Linked DNA regions of Homo sapiens: region 1 is linked to region 2. Evidence: read pairs that join two places in POLR2A ChIA-PET (ENCODE). Cell type or tissue: IMR-90. All regions are shown on one strand. Each heading gives the region's core, and the rest is flanking DNA. Links, peaks and the distances in the headings are about the cores only. Region 1 overlaps MYH9 (myosin heavy chain 9). Region 2 overlaps FOXRED2 (FAD dependent oxidoreductase domain containing 2).

Region 1 (8,604 bases), core at 1,552-6,551, 110 kb before region 2:
TGGGAGGATCACCTGAGGCCAGAAGCTTGAGACCAACCTGGACAACACAGTGAGAGCCCATTTCCATTTTTTTAAATGTAAGTTAAAATTTTTTAAATAAAAGATAATAATTTTTTAAAAGCATCAGCATGGTACCTAGTACATACAAGTGCTCAATAATTTCTTTTTTTTTTTTTTTTTTTTTTTGAGATGGAGTTTTGCTCCTATTGACCAGGCTAGAGTGCAGTGATGAAATCTCAGCTCACTGCAACCTCCGCCTCCCAGGTTCAAGCAATTCTCCTGCCTCAGCCACTCCAGTAGCAGGGATTACTGGCATGCACCACCACACCCGGCTAATTTTGTATTTTTAGTAGAGACGTGGTTTCACTGTGTTGGCCAGGCTGGTCTCGAACTCCTGACCTCAGGTGATCCACCCACCTCAGCCTCCCAAAATGCTGGGATTACAGGCGTGAGCCACCGTGTCCGGCCAGTAAACTTTAATAATTATAATTAATAACGAGACTGTGATGGGACCCAGAGAGCAGCTCTTCCTCCCTTCCATGCCCACCTTCCCATCCTCCCTCCTCCTCCCAGGCAATCCTAGCCTCCAGGAACCTAGCTCAAGATGCTCAGATGTCTCCTGACTCAGGGTAGCATGGGCTTGCCTCAGTATCCCAACTCCCTGTTGGAGGATAAGGCTGCTTGGTGACAGGGACAGGCTGTCAGCCCTCCATCGCTGCTGAGCCCCACCAAGCCAGCACAGTGCAGACCACATAGCTGGAGCTTAGGGAGTCTCTGCGGACTGACTTGGCAAAGGGCAACTCCCTTATACCCAATACTTGGTTCTTAAATATAAAAAATAAAAACTTGAAAATGCCCCCCTACCACCACCTTTCTCCTCCCAGGGATTCCCCGATCAGTGTTCTGTAAAATGAAGAGGTCACTAACCGGCATTCAAAAGCTTTTGGCTATCTAGGCCTCCCTGTCGCAGGCTTAGAACTGAAGACACTGGCTGGGCGCAGTGGCTCATGCCTGTAATCCCAGCACTTTGGGAGGCCGAGGCAGGTGATCACCTGAGGTCTAGAGTTTGAGACCAGCCTAGCCAGCATGGTGAAACCCTGTCTCTACTAAAAATACAAAAATTAGCTGGGTGTGGTGGTGCACACCTGTAATCCCAGCTACTTGGGAGGATGAGGCAGGTGAATCGCTTGAACCCGGGAGGTGGAGGTTGCAGTGAGCCAAGATCGTGCAACTGTACTCTAGCCTAGGCGACAAAGCGAGACCCTACCTCAAAAAAAAAAAAAGTGAAGACACCAATGAGACCTGAACCCCATTTGTGCAATAAGGACTAGGAGCTGACTCTGTCCCAAACACGGAGTTACAGCATAGGGACAGAAATGAAAGAAGACCCCGCCTTTGACCTCCTCACCCGCAGAGGACAGCGAGTTCTCAAATCTTCTCCCCGATTCTGGCCCAGTTAGATTAAGTCACCCAGACTGTCCCAAATGCCTCGTTCTTATGTTTATCTGACAGGAAGCTGCCTTCTCTAGCTCAGTGACTTAATGTGAAACACAGGAAACGTAGTGGCTTTTGAACATAGACAACTCTAAATAAAGGTGCCTCTATCGCTTTGTAACAGCCTTTCTAAAAAAAAAAATACTTAAACCAGCTCAGATCAGTGTAATGAGATGAATTGAACTGTATGGGAAAAGGATGCAAAAGTTGCAGGCATCAGAAACCTCAGCATCAATGCCGGGGGCGAGTTCCAGCAGGTTCCTCAGTCATCTTAATCACCGCACCTTGTTATCAAGGGACAGGCTTGTTGGATAAATACGAAATCTCTAAAACTTGAACCTGGCCGGGTGCGGTGGCTCACGCCTGTAATCTCAGCACTTTGGGAGGCCAAGGCGGGCGGATCATGAGGTCAGGAGATGGAGACCATCCTGGCTAACACGGTGAAACCCCGTCTCTACCAAAAATACAAAAAAATTAGCCGGGCACGGTGGCGGGCACCTTGTAGTCTCAGCTACTCGGGAGGCTGAGGCAGAAGAATGGCGTGAACCCGAGAGGCGGAGCTTGCAATGAGCCGAGATGGTGCCACTGCAGTCCAGCCTGGACGACAGAGCAAGACTCCGTCTCAAAAAAACAAAAAAAAACTTGAACGTGTATTTCCTACCACCTGAGGAGAGATGATGTTATTGTTACTATGAAGAAAAGGAGAAGCTGGACGAGGTGGCTCACACCTGTAATCCTAGCACTTTGGGAGGCCAAGGCAGGTAGATTGCTTGAGCTCAGGAGTTTGAGACAAGCCTGGGCAACATGGCAAAACCCTGTCTCTACAAAAAAAAAAAAAAATTAGCCAGGCCTGGTGGTGCACACCTGTGATCCCAGCTACTTAGGAGGCTGAGGTGGGAAGAATGCTTGAGACGGAGGCCGAGGCTGTAGTGAGTTGCTATCGCGCCACCACATTCCAGCCTGGGCAACAGAGCAAGACGCTGTCTCATAAAAAAAGAAGAGAGATGAAGGGGAGGAAGAGGAGGAACAGACCACTTCACATCCATTTATAATGCTAAGAAAGAGGCTTCTCCACGGTGCAGATGGGAAAACTAAGGCGAGCAGCAGGAGAAAAGGCGGGGGGTCTGCTCCTAGCTCTGCCTGATCCCAAAACTTTATTTTGTTCCTTCTCCCGTGCATTTTGTGTTGAAAATATAACAAATTATCACCGGAGACATTAAGTGACCTAAAGTTACTAGAAATCAGGGCTGGCTGAGGACAGTGGGCAGCAGTGTGGCTTTCTGAATGGCCCACCCTGCTGCCTGGCACCACCCCATGTGAAATATTGATTTTTCGAGCTGTGGGAACTTTCAGCCCAAGTGGTCACGTCCAGCTGGAAGAAGTTCAGAGAAACCCAAAACACTTCCCACCCCATTCCTTAACCCTAGTGCCCCCCAACAAAAAACAACAAAAAAGACGAAGGGAGTAGAAGAATAGACTCTTAAGGAAAGATTAAAGGAGCTCAGTATGTGTTGCTTGGCTAAACAGGGCATAAACATCAAAAAAAAAGAGAGTCACCATTTAGAAAACACGCTTAAATGAAGCCTCCTGATTTGGAAAGGCACTGGGTATGAGCGAAACCAGGGGCCAAGGTTTTCTACCGACTCACAGAATGAGCTTAAGCAAATCGCTTTTTCTCTAATTAGGAAAAAAAAAAAGAAATGTTATTTTAATTATTCCCAACATCTCTTCCAGCCAGGCATTCTATAATTCTAAATCCAGTAGGGAGGGTTTTCATTGTTGTTGCTGATTTTTCTTTTAAGCAGGGGATGATTTCAAATTAGAGTTAAAATGCAAGAAGAAAGGCTCTTCTTTCTAAGGCCCACGTCCTTTTGGTGAGTGGCAACCTACTCAGAGATTAGCTTCGAGCTCCCCCAACACATTAAAAATTGTACAGAGAGGCCAGGCGTGGTGGCTCACGCCTGTAATCCCAGCACTTCGGGAGGCCGAGGCGGGTGGATCATGAGGTCAGGAGATGGAGACCATCCTGGCTAACACGGTGAAACCCCGTCTCTACTGAAAATACAAAAAAAATTAGCCGGGCGTGGTGGCGGGTGCCTGTAGTCCCAGCTACTTGGGAGGCTGAGGCAGGAGAATGGCGTGAACCCGGGAGGTGGAGCGTGCAGTGAGCTGAGATCGCGCCACTGCACTCCAGCCTGGGTGACAGAGCGAGACTCCGTCTCAGAAAAATAAAAAGTTGTACAGAAAGACATCATCTTGGCCTAAGAAGGCAAGAGAGGGACCTCCCTGAGAAGCCCCTTTTCTCCTCTGGGACATACCATAAGGATGGTAAGGGCCTCTGAGAAGTACCAAGGAAGTGACTCGAGGGTGGGGAAGATCAGCTACCTGTAACCCCACTACAGGCCTTAGCCCAACCTGCACGGCAGGAAGCCACACCCTTCCGGAAGGCCCTGCAAAGGCTCCTTCCAGCCACAGCAGGAGGGTCCTGGGCTAGAGATGCAGACAGCCACTGAGGGACTCCCAGCTGCTCCAGCGCTTGGCGGGCTAGCTAAGGGCCTTCTCTGGGGACACCTGCCCGGGTGCTGAATCATCTCAGGCTCGAGAAGCTAATCGTGGGAATGGGAACCTGAGTAATTCCAACAGAAGCCTAGGTTACTTTTTAAAGAGACATGCATCAGAGTGGGCAGCTCCCCTCCTGCCTCCCAAATATTTGGTGCCATCTAAGCACAAGGGACAGGGAGCTGGGTACAGATACAGGCCGCCCGCCCATGCAGTGGCGGTCCCATTTTAGAGCCAGTCTCATAGTGTGTGCTCATGTGTGACTCACACCATTCCCCCAGGAGGCCCGGAGGCTGCCTTGCAGGACCTCAGGACCCTGATGGGGTCTTCCAGACTTCACTCAGGAAAGGAGTCAATCGGGCACAACAGCAGCGCCGGCAGCTCCTCCCAGGGCCCACACCATCCAAGGCGAAAGACAGCCATCCTTGAGAAGGGGGGTAGGGCCCTCCCATTCAAAACACCCCTCTGATCACATCTTCTCAAGAATTTGGGCTTTTCCAGTGTTGTTATACATAAAAACCACAGGCCAGATGTCTTAGGGGAAACTGGGGACAGAGTGGGAAGGGGCATAATAGTGGATGCAATGACCCCAAGTTAAAAAAGAAGGCCAGGTGGCCGGGTGCGGTGGCTCACGCCTGTAATCCCACCACTTCGGGAGGCCAAGCCAGGTGGATCACCTGAGGTCAGGAGTTCGAGACCAGCCTGGCCAACATGGTGAAACCCTGCCTCTACTAAAAATACAAAAATTAGCCAGGCGTGGTGACAGGTGCCTATAATCCCAGCTACTCGGGAGGCTGAGGCAGGAGAATCGCTTGAACCTGGGAGGTGGAGGTTGCAGTGAGCTAAGATCACGCCACTGCACTCCAGCCTGGGCAACAGAGTGAGACTCTGTCTCCAAAAAAAGAAAAGAAAAGAAAAGAAAAGAAAGAAAGCCAGGTATGTGAGGGCCTGGGTTGGGCTTCAGGTTGGGGTGGGCTCCCCAGGACAGGACAGCTTATGATTTGGAGCCAAGCGAATTATGGAAACCTTGCAAGAGGGTATCCCAAAACGCTTTCCAGACACACATGCAGGCTTTCTCTTCTCATACAGCAAAGAAAAATCAATCATCTACCATTTCCCAGAATATGAGGAAGTAGATCAGAAAGGACTTCTGTTTAAGGGGTTACTCTAGTGATGTGACATCATGGGAAGAAAACAGGACCCAAAGGTTTCAAGCACAAAGACCCTTCCCTCTTACCTTGTAAAAGGTAGGCATTCAATATGCAATATGGAACCTAAAGCAATGCACTTTAAAGTTGAGACCTACAGATTAGCCAGCTGGACCCCTTATTTTTATAGTTAAGAAAAATAAGAAATAGCTGAATTTTTTATTCTTTAGGGACAATATGGCCGGGCACACTGGCTCATGCCTGTAATCCCAGCACTTTGGGAAGAAGAAGCAGGTGGATCACTTGAAGTCAGGAGATGGGGACCAACCTGGGCAACATGGTGAAACCCCGTCTCTACTAAAAATACAAAAAAATTAGCTGGGCATAGTGGCGCACACCTGTAATCCCAGCTACTCAGGAGGCTGAGGCAGGAGAATCACATGAACCCAGGAGGTGGAGGTTGCAGTGAGCCGAGATCGATCATGCCACTCCAGCCTGGGCAACAGAGCGAGACTCCATCTCAAAAAAAAAAAAAAAAGTATTGAGTGAAATGTACTGCTCACTCCCTGCTCCTGTTGCCTAGACCCTAGGCAACCACCATTACCAGGGTCTCAGTATCTTTCCAGAAATACTGCATGCACAGAGCAGAGTTTACATACCATGTTTTACACAAAACGAAGCACCATTTACACTACTTTGCGTCTGGTGTTTTTCACTTACAACATAGCTTGGAGAGCACACCCTATCAGTACATATGGATTGACCTCATTTTTCAAAGGGATGCAAGGACTTCCACTGTACAGCTGTACCATGATTTAGTTGACCTTTTTAATAGCACAACTTGTTTCCTGTCATCTTCTATGTCAATGCCGCAATGAAGATTCTCAGACATTTCCTTCAGCACATCTGAGTTTATCTGTGAGATGAATTCCTAGAATATAGTCGGAAGGAGTATGCTTTGACAGATACTGCCAAACAACTTTCTTTTGTTGTTGTTGTTGTTGTTTAATGTAACCCAGAGACAGACTCTCCCTGTGTTGCCCAGGCTGATCTCGAACTCCTGGGCTCAAGCAATCCTCCCCCATTGGCCTCCCAAAGTGCTGGGATTACAGATGTGAGCCACCATGCCCAGCCCCAAACGACCTTCTAAAAAGAGGGTTGTACAATATACACTCCCATCAATAAGGTACCAGAGTGCTGGCCAGGTGCGGTGGCTCACGCCTGTAATCCCAGCACTCTGGGAGGCCAAGGCGGGCGGATCACCTGAGGTCAGCAGTTCGAGACCAGCCTGGCCAACATGGTGAAACCCCATTTCTATTAAAAATGCAAAAATTAGCTGGGCGTGGTGGCAGGCGCCTGTAATCCCAGCTACTTGGGAAGCTGAGGCAGGAGAATCGCTTGAACCCAGGAGGCGGAGGTTGCAGTGAGCCGAGATCACACCACTGCACTCCAGCCTGGGCAACAGAGCGAGACTCAGTCTCAAAAAACAAAAAAAAGAGTGCCTAGGAAATTAAAATTACTTGATTTTGCTGGGTGTGGTGGCTCATGCCTATAATCCCAGCACTTTGGGAGGCCAAGGCGGGTGGATCGCCTGAGGTCGGAAGTTCGAGACCAGCCTGGCCAACGTGGTGAAACCCCATCTCTACTAAAAATGCAAAAACTAGCCGGGTGTGGTGGTGCACCCCTGTAATCCTGGCTACTCGGTAGGCTGAGGTAGGAATATTGCTTGAACCCAGGAGGCAGAGGCTGCAGTGAGCCAAGATCATGCCACTGTACTCCAGCCTGGGCAACAGAGTGAGACCCCATCTCAAATAAAGAAATAAATAAATAAATAAAATTACTTAATTTTTCAGTTTTTCAGGCACTCCCATACATAACTTGTGGGCACATAAACTGGTATGATATCTTTGTAGGGAGATACGGCACCTCCTCGGAAATCAAACCTGGCCAGGTGCAGTATTTCACACCTGTAACCCCAGCACTCTGAGAGGCTGAGGCAGGAGGGTTGCTTGAGCCCAGGGGTTTGAGACTAGCCTAGGCAATACAGCAAGATCCCATCCCTACAAAAAACACAAAAATTAGCCAGGTGTAGCAGTGTGCACTTGTAATCCTGGCTACTCAGGAGGCTGAGGCAGAGAATTGCTTGAGCCCAGGAATTTGAGGCTGCAGTGAGCTATGATCATGCTACTGCACTATAGCCTGGGCAACAGAGCAAGACCCTGCTTCAAAACGAAATCAAAAAACAAAAAGGAAATCAAACCTCCCCTCACCCAGAGCCAGAGTTGGAAGTAAGGTCTCCAGTCACCCAAGTCCAGTGCTCTTCCTGTATCACCCTTTGGCTATCTCCCAGACCACAGGAAACCATGTGTTTGAACTGAAACCACAGTCTGCACACCTTCTGTCCCAGCCGGGGCCCTGTGAAGAGGTTACTCAGCAGAAGTTCATCACCAAGTGCATCCAAAAGCATCAGCAGATGGGCCTCATAGCCACTTGTGAATAGGCAGTCCACAACCACAGTCCACAACCACAATACACGCATACCTTGTTGTGCACAGAGGCAGAAAGAACACCGAGCTAGAAGCCAGGAAAACAATCTGTCCCCCAGCCTCATCCCCACCCCCTCAACCTGATAACCTAGGGAGTTAAGACTGATCATTTATATTAAAAAAAAAGGGGGGGGGGTGCCAGGTGCGGTGGCTCACGCCTGTAATCCTAACACTTTGGGAGGCTGAGGCGGGTAGATCACCTGAGGTCAGGAGCTCGAGACCAGCCTGGCCAACATAGTGAAACCCTGTCTCTACTAAAAATACAAAAAAATTAGCCACGCATGGTGGCGGGCACCTGTAATCCCAGCTATTCGGGAGGTTGAGGCATGAGAACCGCTTGAACCCAGGAGGCGGAGGTTGCAGTGAGACAAGATAGTGCCACTGCACTCCAGCCTGGGTGACAGAGTGAGACCCTGTCTCGAAAAAAAAAAAAAAAGTGGGCGAGGGGGTGCTGGGTGTGGTGGCTCACGCCTGTAATCCTAGCACTCTGGGAGGTCGAGGCCGGTGGATCGCTTGAGGTCAGAAGTTCCAGACCAGCGTGGTCAACATGGCAAAATCCCATCTCTACTAAAAATACAAAAATTAGCCAAGTATGGTGGCAGGCACCTGTAATCCCAGCTACTCGGGAGACTGAGGCAGAAGAATCGCTTAAACCTTGGGGGCAGAGGTTGCAGTGAGCTGAGATTGTGCCACTGCACTCTAGCCTGGGCGAGAGTGAGACTCATCTCAAAAAACAAACAAACAAACAAAAACCATATATGAGCCGGGCACGGTGGCTCACACCTGTAATCTCAGCACTGTGGGAGGCCGAGATGGGCAGATCACCTGAGGTCAGGAGTTCGAGATCAGCCTGGCCA
Region 2 (8,604 bases), core at 1,801-6,800:
TTATTATCAATTCCTTAAGGTCCTGCATATTTTCTCGGTGGGCTGCGTTGTTATTGTCCCACTGGGGGTCTTGGGTGGGAGTTTTTTGATCTGCTGTAGGAACGTTTTGGCCAGGAGGGTGTTCGTGTTCCTAGGCTCCCATAGCAGCTCTATGGATCATGTCTCTTTCTTCCCCCGAGAAGAGGGGAAAGGGAAATTCTGAATATCTTTTTTACATTGCTCTATCTCACGTTGAAGTCCTTTAAGGGAAAGGTACTTAGGTCGGTAGTGAGTGGGCTCTTGGGACGATTCTCAAGAGGCAGGGTTGTAAGAAAGGGGACATCAGAGATAGGAGAAGGGTCTGGGACAGCAGCTGCTTTTGTTTTTGGTCCTTTCATTATCCTTCTAACATTTTAACATTAGGCCTGGGGGAATATTACTGTTGCTAGCTTTCTCCTTTTTATCTCTTACCTTACTTGGGGCATTTCCCATCTTGGGTCCTGGTTAAGCTCAATCTCCCCTGTTGGAGATGTCTCGCCTATCCTTTAGCCCCACCTGCTGGAGGCTCCTTGCATTCATGCACACTTTCAACCCCCAGAATATCCTGACCACCAAGGAAATACTTTGTCACCCCTGCGATGTTTCTTAGCTTGGTCTCTGCACACTTACTTGGTCGCTGTGGTACATGAGGATCCTTTCCCCCAGGTCGCCAGCCCGTTTCTTTCTGCCTTGCTGAGAGTATAGGTTTATTCGTCACACTGGTTGGTCTCGATTCCTTACCCCTGTGGCCACCGCAACAAGGCAGTGGGACGTGCCTCCTCATGGGAGAGGTCTAGACCCTCCTCAGAGGAGGATGGGAATCCCAAATGAGACCCCAAATTTGTTAGAAATAAATTTTCAGTGCCACAAAAGAAATAGCACTCAAACATACATTTTCTCAGCAAGGCAATTTTACTTCTATACAAGAGTGCGTCTCATGGATGGTGCAATGGCGAGAGCACACCGGAACAAGGGAGGGGAATGGGTTCTTATCCCTGATGCAGGTACCCCCTACTGCTGTGTTGTTCCCCTATGGGCTAGGGTTGGACCGCACAATCTAAGCTAATTCTGACTGGCTATTTTAAAGAGAGCAGGGGTATAAGCCAGAGTGGTGGGGTGAGAAGTTTAGACAGGAAAGATGGTTACGGACCAGGTGACTAAAGGTGACTCAGGTCAGAGCAGGTGACAGAGGCTAGGAGGGGATTGTTTACTGAAACTAGGGGCAAGGAGACATAAAGAATGAGGAAATTAAAAGTTAAAATGAAGAACAAAGAACAGGTGAGCTGAACATACTGATACATTGGTTCTTTGGAGAGGATCTCAGAACTCAATGTACTTAACAAATTACAGGCTAAAACCTTTGAAGAAGAATTTATGATATCCTACATTATCATGGGGTAAACAATTCGTCCCTGACAGAATAAGGCTACTGGAGTTCTCTTCTTGTAACTCTGGGAAGGACTAGAGGGAACTGTGTCTGCAGTGGGGCCAGGTAGTTAAAAAGTCTGGACTGGGCCGAGCGTGGTGGCTCATGCCTGTAATCCCAACACTTTAGGAGGCCAAGACAGGTGGATCACCTGAGGTCAGGAGTTCGAGACCAGCCTGGCCAATGTGGTGAAACCCTGTCTCTACTAAAAATACAAAAATTAGCTGGGCGTGGTGGCAGGCGCTTGTAATCCCAGCTACTTGGGAGGTTGAGGGAAGAGAATTGTTTAGACCCGGGAGGCAGAAGTTGCAGTGAGCCGACATCGTGCCATTGCACTCCAGCCTGGGTGACAAGAGCGAAATCCATTGCAAAAAAAAAAAAAAAGAAAAAGAAAAAGTCTGGACCAAGCCAAGAGGGGAAGAGGACGTCCCCATGAAAGAGCTTTGGATCCAGAAAGCCCGGGTTCTTGGAATTCTTTTTCTCTTTTCACTTTTGTTGTAGCATACTTTGTTCTTTTTTATTTTTTATTTTTTTGAGATGGGGTGTGGGGGCTTTACTGTGGGTCTTGCTTTGTCACCTAGGCTGGAGTACAGTGGCTCGGTCTCTGCTCACTGCAACCTCCACCTCCCAGGTTCAAGCAATTCTCCTGCCTCAGCTTCCCAAGTAGCTGGGATGACAGGCATGCTCCACCATGCCCAGCTAATTTTTTTTACCGTTAGTAGAGACAAGGTTTTGCTATGTTGGCCAGGCTGGTCTCGAATTCCTGAGCTCAGGTGATCGGCCCACTTTGGCCTCCCAAAGTGCTGGGATTACAGGTGTAAGCAACTGTACCCAGCGCATGTTTTATTTTAATTTAATTTAATTAACTTATTTTTTGAGATGGAGTTTCCCTCTTGTTACCTAGGCTGGAGTGCAATGGCGCAATCTCGGCTCACTGCAACCTCTGCCTCCCGGGTTTAAGTGATTCTCCTGCCTCAGCCTCTCCAGTAGCTGGGATTATAGACATGTGCTACCACGCCTGGCTAGTTTTGTATTTTTAGTAGAGATAGGGTTTCTCCATGTTGGTCAGGCTGGTCTCAAACTCCTGACCTCAGGTGATCCACCTGCCTGGGCCTCCCAGAGTGCTGGGATTGTCCTTGGAATTCTGAGTGGATACATGAAGAGTTAGTAAGAACCAGTGAAAAAGCAATCACTTATGATCCTGGGCTTTGAAAAATCACTGTGATTATCTTATGCACTTACAAATGAGACTAAGACGCCTGATGGGAAAGTGCAGATTGCTGGTGAGGAAGGGCAATGAAGAAGAGACTAGGAACCAAATTCATCATCATTATCACACAAAGGCATTTGGAAATGTCACCTTACACATGGTGAGCACATATGGGTGCCAGCCCGAGACAGCAGGATAAGTTTCACAAAACTTGACCAGGCAGGTTAGAAGCAAGGCATGGTTCAGGATGGCAGAGGGCAGGGAGACAGAAGGGAGTAGGATGGGAGAGAAGAGCCAGCTGGAAGATGAGTCAGGGGGTGCAACTGGGGAGAGCAGCTCTGAATCCTGCTTCTCAGTGAGAAAGTTGCTAAGATGGCTTTGCAGGGAGCTGTCCTATCGCTGCTCGAGATCAGCCTGCTGGGCCTATGATGATAAGCAGGGCTGACCCTCTTGGGCTCTGTAGCTAAGCCCAAACCCTGCTGAAAATGGGGCGGGGAGGTTGAGGCAGTGTGTGGCAAGTGACACAGACGGGGACTCCCAGCTGGGGGTCCCTGGAATTACTTGACATCCCACAGCTGGTGTCTTCAGCAGTCATCTGGGGCAACAATCCCACCTGCCCATTGTGGTTGTTGAGGATATCAGAGCTTTTGTTTTAAAGCGCTTGCCACAAACTCTTAAGATGCGGATGGGTTTCCCCTGTGAAGCACTCCACAGGCGGGATGCAGGCCCATCTGAGGAGGGGCTTGGAAGGAAGAGGAGCACTTGAGACGGGGCAGAACTGGGCTGGCCTGGGGCTCAGCGACAGCTCCATTGCAGACAAACTGGGCTGGGGAAGGCAGCTCCCACCTGGCAGAGGATGCCCTTCTGCCCCCTGACAGGAGGGAGGAGACCACCGCATCCCCGACTTTCAGCCCTCACGTGCCATCTGGTGGCTTTGCTGCAGACACTGCCATGATCTGAGTGGTCTTTGGCAATCACGCATTGGCGGGAGTGTGAGGTTGCGGGGAAAGAGGGACTGACCATGGGCCTAGGTGGGGAGGCCTGGCCACTGTGCCCACAGCTTAGGAAGGGACAGTCAGAGCTCCTCTTTGTTGCTATCGACGGACTGAGCCAGAGGCCCTGGAGCCAGGGGGGAACCTAGTGGCTCTTGGTCGCCAAGCTGCTGGCTGCTGTCCTCCAGGCGCCTGCCTGTGGGGGCATAGTCCCGCAGGAGCCTGCTCTCCACTCTGTGCTGCCAAAGGCTCTCGGTACTCACGAGTCCCTGCATCCTCAGGTACCCCTGCTGGCAAAAGGGTGGCAACTTCTGGCGCGTGAGGGCGAACAGGAAGCAGGACTCTACACAAAAGCAAAATGAGGAGAATGAGCCAGGCTGGGACATGTGGGGAGGGGTGCAGAAAGGGGAGCTGCCAATGCCAGGTGTGGGGGCTTCACTGCAGGCCTTGCCTGGTATCTTCCATCCCTTGAAACTGGGAGCTGACCTTTCTGGGCATCTCACGTCCAACCTGAGTAGGTCATGAATCATGACCCTCCACGAGGCTCCAGGGCAGGGGGCTGCCTTGACACTCTGGAAGAACAAGGCTCCAAAATAAAAGCAAACCACAGCAATGCCTCAGCTCCCAGACATCAGGGCTGAGCACCGGGCTCTGCAGGCAACCACACTGGGGGCGGGGCTCCGACCTTCATGAGCAGACCCTCGGCCTGGTGCGGCTGGGAACTCAGTGGTCAGTTCCACTGTGAGCTCAGATCTGCCTGCAAAGACGCAGTCCCTCAACAACATTTGAGTTGCAAATACCATGTGCAAAGTTCTGATCTAAACAGTGTGGGGGATAAAGAAAAACGGGTATATCCTCATCTGTCCCACAACAGAAAGCTGGTGCATGAATCAAATTTGGTCAATCATAAGATAGCTGTGGATACTTATCATGTAGAAATATGAAGAAACGGCCGGGCGTGGTGGCTCACGCCTTAATCCGACAACTCTGGGAGGCCGAGGCCGGTGGATCGCCTGAGGTTAGGACTTCGAGACCAGCCTGGCCAACATAATGAGAAAGAAACCCCGTCTCTAGTAAAAATACAAAAATTAGCCAGGCGTAGTGACAAACACCTGTAATCCCAGCTACTCGGGAGGCTGAGGCAGGAGAATCACTCGAATCCAGGAGGCGGACGTTGCAGTGAGCCAAGATCGTGCCACTGCACTCCAGCCTGGGTGACAGAGACTCTGTCTCGAAAAAAAAAAGAAAGAAAAAGAAATATGAAGAAACAACCAAAAGAAGCCATGCAAAGAGAGAAGCTACTGAAAGGAACAACCGCTAGGTCTGGGAGTTCCTCGTGGGAATGAGAATGAAGGTAGGGAAAGCGGGTGACATAGTTTGGGTCTGTGTCCCCGCCCAAATCTCATGTTGAAATGCAATCTCTAATGCTGGAGGTGGGGCTGCTGGGAGGTGACTGCATCACAGGAGTGGTTTCTTTTTCTTTTTTTTTCTTGAGGCAGAGTCTCCCTCTGTTGCCCAGGCAGGCTGGAGTACAGTGGCACGATCCCAGCTCACTACAACCTCTGCCTTCTGGGTTCAAGTGATTCTCCTGCCTCAGCCTCCCCAGTAGCTGAGACTACAGGTGCCCGCCACCACGCTCAGCTAATTTTTGTGTTTTTTAAGTAGGGAGAGGGTTTCACCATGTTGGCCTGGCTTGTCTTGAACTCCTGACCTCAAGCTATCTGCCTTTCTCGGCCTCCCAAAGTGCTGGGATTACAGGCGTGATCCAGCATCCAGAAATAGATGCTGCCATGCGTCCATACAGCCTGCAGAACTGTGAGCCAATTAAACCTGTTTCTTTATAAATTACAGTCTCAGGTATTTCTTTATAGCAATGTGAGAACAGACTAATACAGTGAGAAAAAGTCATTTAGCCAAGTACTTATAAGACTTTAAACAAACAGAAGAGCTGACACAGATATGGGCTCAGCCTTCTGAGGGAGTTAGAGACAAGGGCAGACAGAGTGTCAGGAATGGGCTGGAGTCCTTCTGTAACTCTGAGCGAGCCTTCTTGCCTCCCTGAGCCCCTCTATCTCAAGTGAAAAATGGGCACAGCACAAAGGATGTCGTGAGGCTTCCATGGGTGACCAGGCTGAAAGGTGCTCCAGAAATATGACTTCCTGTTTATTTCTGACTCTTAGCATGGAGGCCCCTGGGAGGCCAGGCCATGGCAAGCCTCTCCAAGCGGGTAAGAGAGCAGATGAGGAAGAGGACAGCGGGAAGACTGGGAGGGCAGCAAGGTGGCTGTTTGGCAGGCACCACCTTCTGACAACATCATCCCTTCTGCAGGGGGCTCAGATGCTCAGCAGAATCTGGGGCCAGCACTAACAGCTGCACATCAGCTACAGTAACAGAGGGACGGCTGCCACTATGCCAGCTGGCCGCCTGCTGGGCGGATTCTCTCCAGTCCAAGGCAGCAGCACACAGTGGCCTGTACAGTCAAACAGTGTCTAGAAAGTGGGAGACAGGAGGCTAAAGGGCCTGGGACAATGCATTGGTGGGACCCACAACTCAGGGTGGGAATTCACTCCCTCACACACCCTGGCATTTTTGTTGTTGTTGGTTTTGAGATGGAGTCTCGCTCTGTTGCCCAGGCTGGAGTGCAGTGGCATGATCTCGGGTCACTGCAACATCCGCCTTCCGGGTTCAAGCGATTCTCCTGCCTCAGCCTCCCGAGTAGGTAGCTGGGATTACAGGCACCCACCACTGCCCCCAGCTAATTTTTCTACTTTTAGTAGAAATGGGGTTTCACCATGTTGGCCAGGGCTGGTCTCGAACTCCTGACCTCAGGTGATCCACCCACCTCGGCCTCCCAAAGTGTTGAGATTACAGGCGTGAGCCACTGCACCTGGCCTAAAAGTGTATTTCTTGAGAAGGTGTGCATTTGCTTCTGTGATTTCTATAGCTCAATGATCTCATGAAGTTTGGCCCCAAATTTACATAAGCAGGGCCTACTGGTTGAATATTTTCAGAGATTTTTCTCTCCCACTCTATCTAGGGCCAAAACCATGCATGTCATCTATCTCCTCCTTTGGAGGGTTTTGGCTCCCAGCTTCCCTACTGAGATCCAAGCTTTATTGGAGTGTCTCTAAACAGGCCTCCCATCCTGCTCCAGCTCTGTCTTCCCACCCATACCTGGCCCTGGCGCCTTCCCATGGCGCCTGGCCCTGCTAATCCTTTTGAAAAGACATATTATCAGCTGGGTGCGGTGGCTCACACTTGTAATCCCAACACTTCAGCAGGCTGAGGCAGGCGGATCACGAGGTCAGTTCGAGACCAGCCTGGCCAATATGGTGAAACCCCATCTCTACTAAAAAATAAAAAAATTAGTTGGGCATGGTGGCATGTGCCTGTAGTCCCAGCTTCTTGGGAGGCTGAGGCAGGAGAATCGCTTGAACCCGGGAGGCGGAGGTTGTAGTGAGCTGAGATTGCGCCACTACACTCCAGCCTGGGCAACAGAGCGAGACTCCATCTCAAAAAAAAAAAAAAGAAGACATATTATCCATTATTTTTAGGTGAGTTGTAATTTAACCCACGGCATTGTCGGGAACAGTAGTCTGGGGTTTGGATTTCCAGATATGGGTCCTGAAACTCCACGGGTCTTGGGTCTCTGTGACCTTTCTTCAACCTGGAGCTCAGACCCTTTGTCTTTCTGGGAGCTTAAGTTACCTGCATAGAAGCTTCGCAAATCGGTGTCCAAACAGTTCTCCAGGAAGCGCCTCAGAGGTAGGATGTGCCCGATCGGGGCAGTCCAGTCTGTTAAGAAGTCTTCCACGATGTGATGGATGGCCGTGGGCCGAGGCAGGGGCCAGTGTGCAGGGCGGAACCTCACCTCCTGTTCTGTGGGGAGGAGAGAGGGGGCCATGTCAGAGCTGTGAGGCTGGGCTTCCCCTCCTCGGGCCGACACAGCACGGATCCCACACAGCCCAAACACTTCCCTCGTTCACTCGTGCTCGGCTTTCCCGACAGCCTCCTATGCTGGGCTGTGGTCAGACTGTTCAAGAGCCACCTGCAGATATTTGAAAGGCTGCCATGAGGAAGAGGAACTAGGCTTTTCCCTTGTGGTTTCGGAAGGCAGTGCTGAAGCTAACAACGTGAGGCTGGCGTTTCCCTAAGACTCACATGGACTGAGATCTACTGTGGCTGCTTTTTATTTTGTATTATTATTTGTTGGAGACAGTCTCGCTCTATTGCCCAGGCTGTCATGCAGTGGCACAATTTAGGCTCACCGCAACCTCTACCTCCTGGGTTCAAGCGATTCTTGTGCCTCTGCCTCCAGAGTAGCTGGGATTACAGGTGCCCGCCACCACACCGAGCTCATATTTTACATTTTTCGTAGAGATGGGGTTTCTAGTCTCTACCATGTTGGCCAGGCTGGTCTCAAACTCCTGACCTCAGGTGACCCACCCGCCTCAGCCTCCCAAAGTGCTGGGATTACAGGCATGAGCCACTGCGCCTGGCTGTGGCTGCTTTCAAACTGGCCTTTCTCTGAGAAGACTCAGATAGAGGCGAGGGGTCTCAGCACTCATCTAGTTCAGCTTCTCCCTGGTGTGGGCTCCCTTCTGTGGTGTTCCAGTCAGATGGCCATCGAGTCAAGACTTGGCCGTCGCTATTCTGGGAAACCTGAATTTGGAGGTGACCAATTCCCCCACTGAACAGCTTTAACTCTTAGTGCCTCCTTTTTCTTTTTTTTTGAGACAGAGTCTCGCTCTGTCTCCCAGGCTAGAGTGCAGTGGCACAATCTTGGCTCACTGCAGCCTCTGCCTCCTGGGTTCAAGCGATTCTCCTGCCTCAGCCTCCCTAGTAGCTGGGACTACAGGCGCACGCCACCACGCTGGCTAATTTTTGTATTTTTATTAGAGACGGGGTTTCACTATGTCGGCCAGGATGGTCTCGACCTCCTGACCTCGTGATCCGCC

Evidence for each region. ChIA-PET counts read pairs that join two places held together with the same protein. Peaks named below come from ENCODE experiments on the same cell type or tissue, not always from the same donor. Only the 100,000 strongest peaks of a DNase experiment are listed, where the experiment ranks them.
Region 1: POLR2A ChIA-PET joins it to region 2 with 10 read pairs; 24 of 35 experiments call an interaction of 5 or more read pairs at or near these places.

What each region holds. Positions count from the first base shown.
Region 1 is chr22:36,375,793-36,384,396 of GRCh38, forward strand. All of the region lies in intron 1 of MYH9 (myosin heavy chain 9), which reads right to left. Among named protein-coding and RNA genes, the nearest start is that of MYH9, 7.9 kb to the right of the region's middle. RefSeq lists enhancers at 1,613-1,692, 4,059-4,208. In IMR-90, for the core only: no CTCF peak of the experiment used is centred there; a DNase peak (open chromatin) is centred at 4,459; H3K27ac peaks cover 930 bases.
Region 2 is chr22:36,486,279-36,494,882 of GRCh38, forward strand. It overlaps FOXRED2 (FAD dependent oxidoreductase domain containing 2), which reads right to left. Exons shown (of 9, transcript NM_001102371.2): 8 at 7,355-7,525; 9 at 912-3,989. The coding sequence ends at 3,730. Among named protein-coding and RNA genes, the nearest start is that of TXN2, 8.9 kb to the left of the region's middle. In IMR-90, for the core only: no CTCF peak of the experiment used is centred there; no DNase peak of the experiment used is centred there.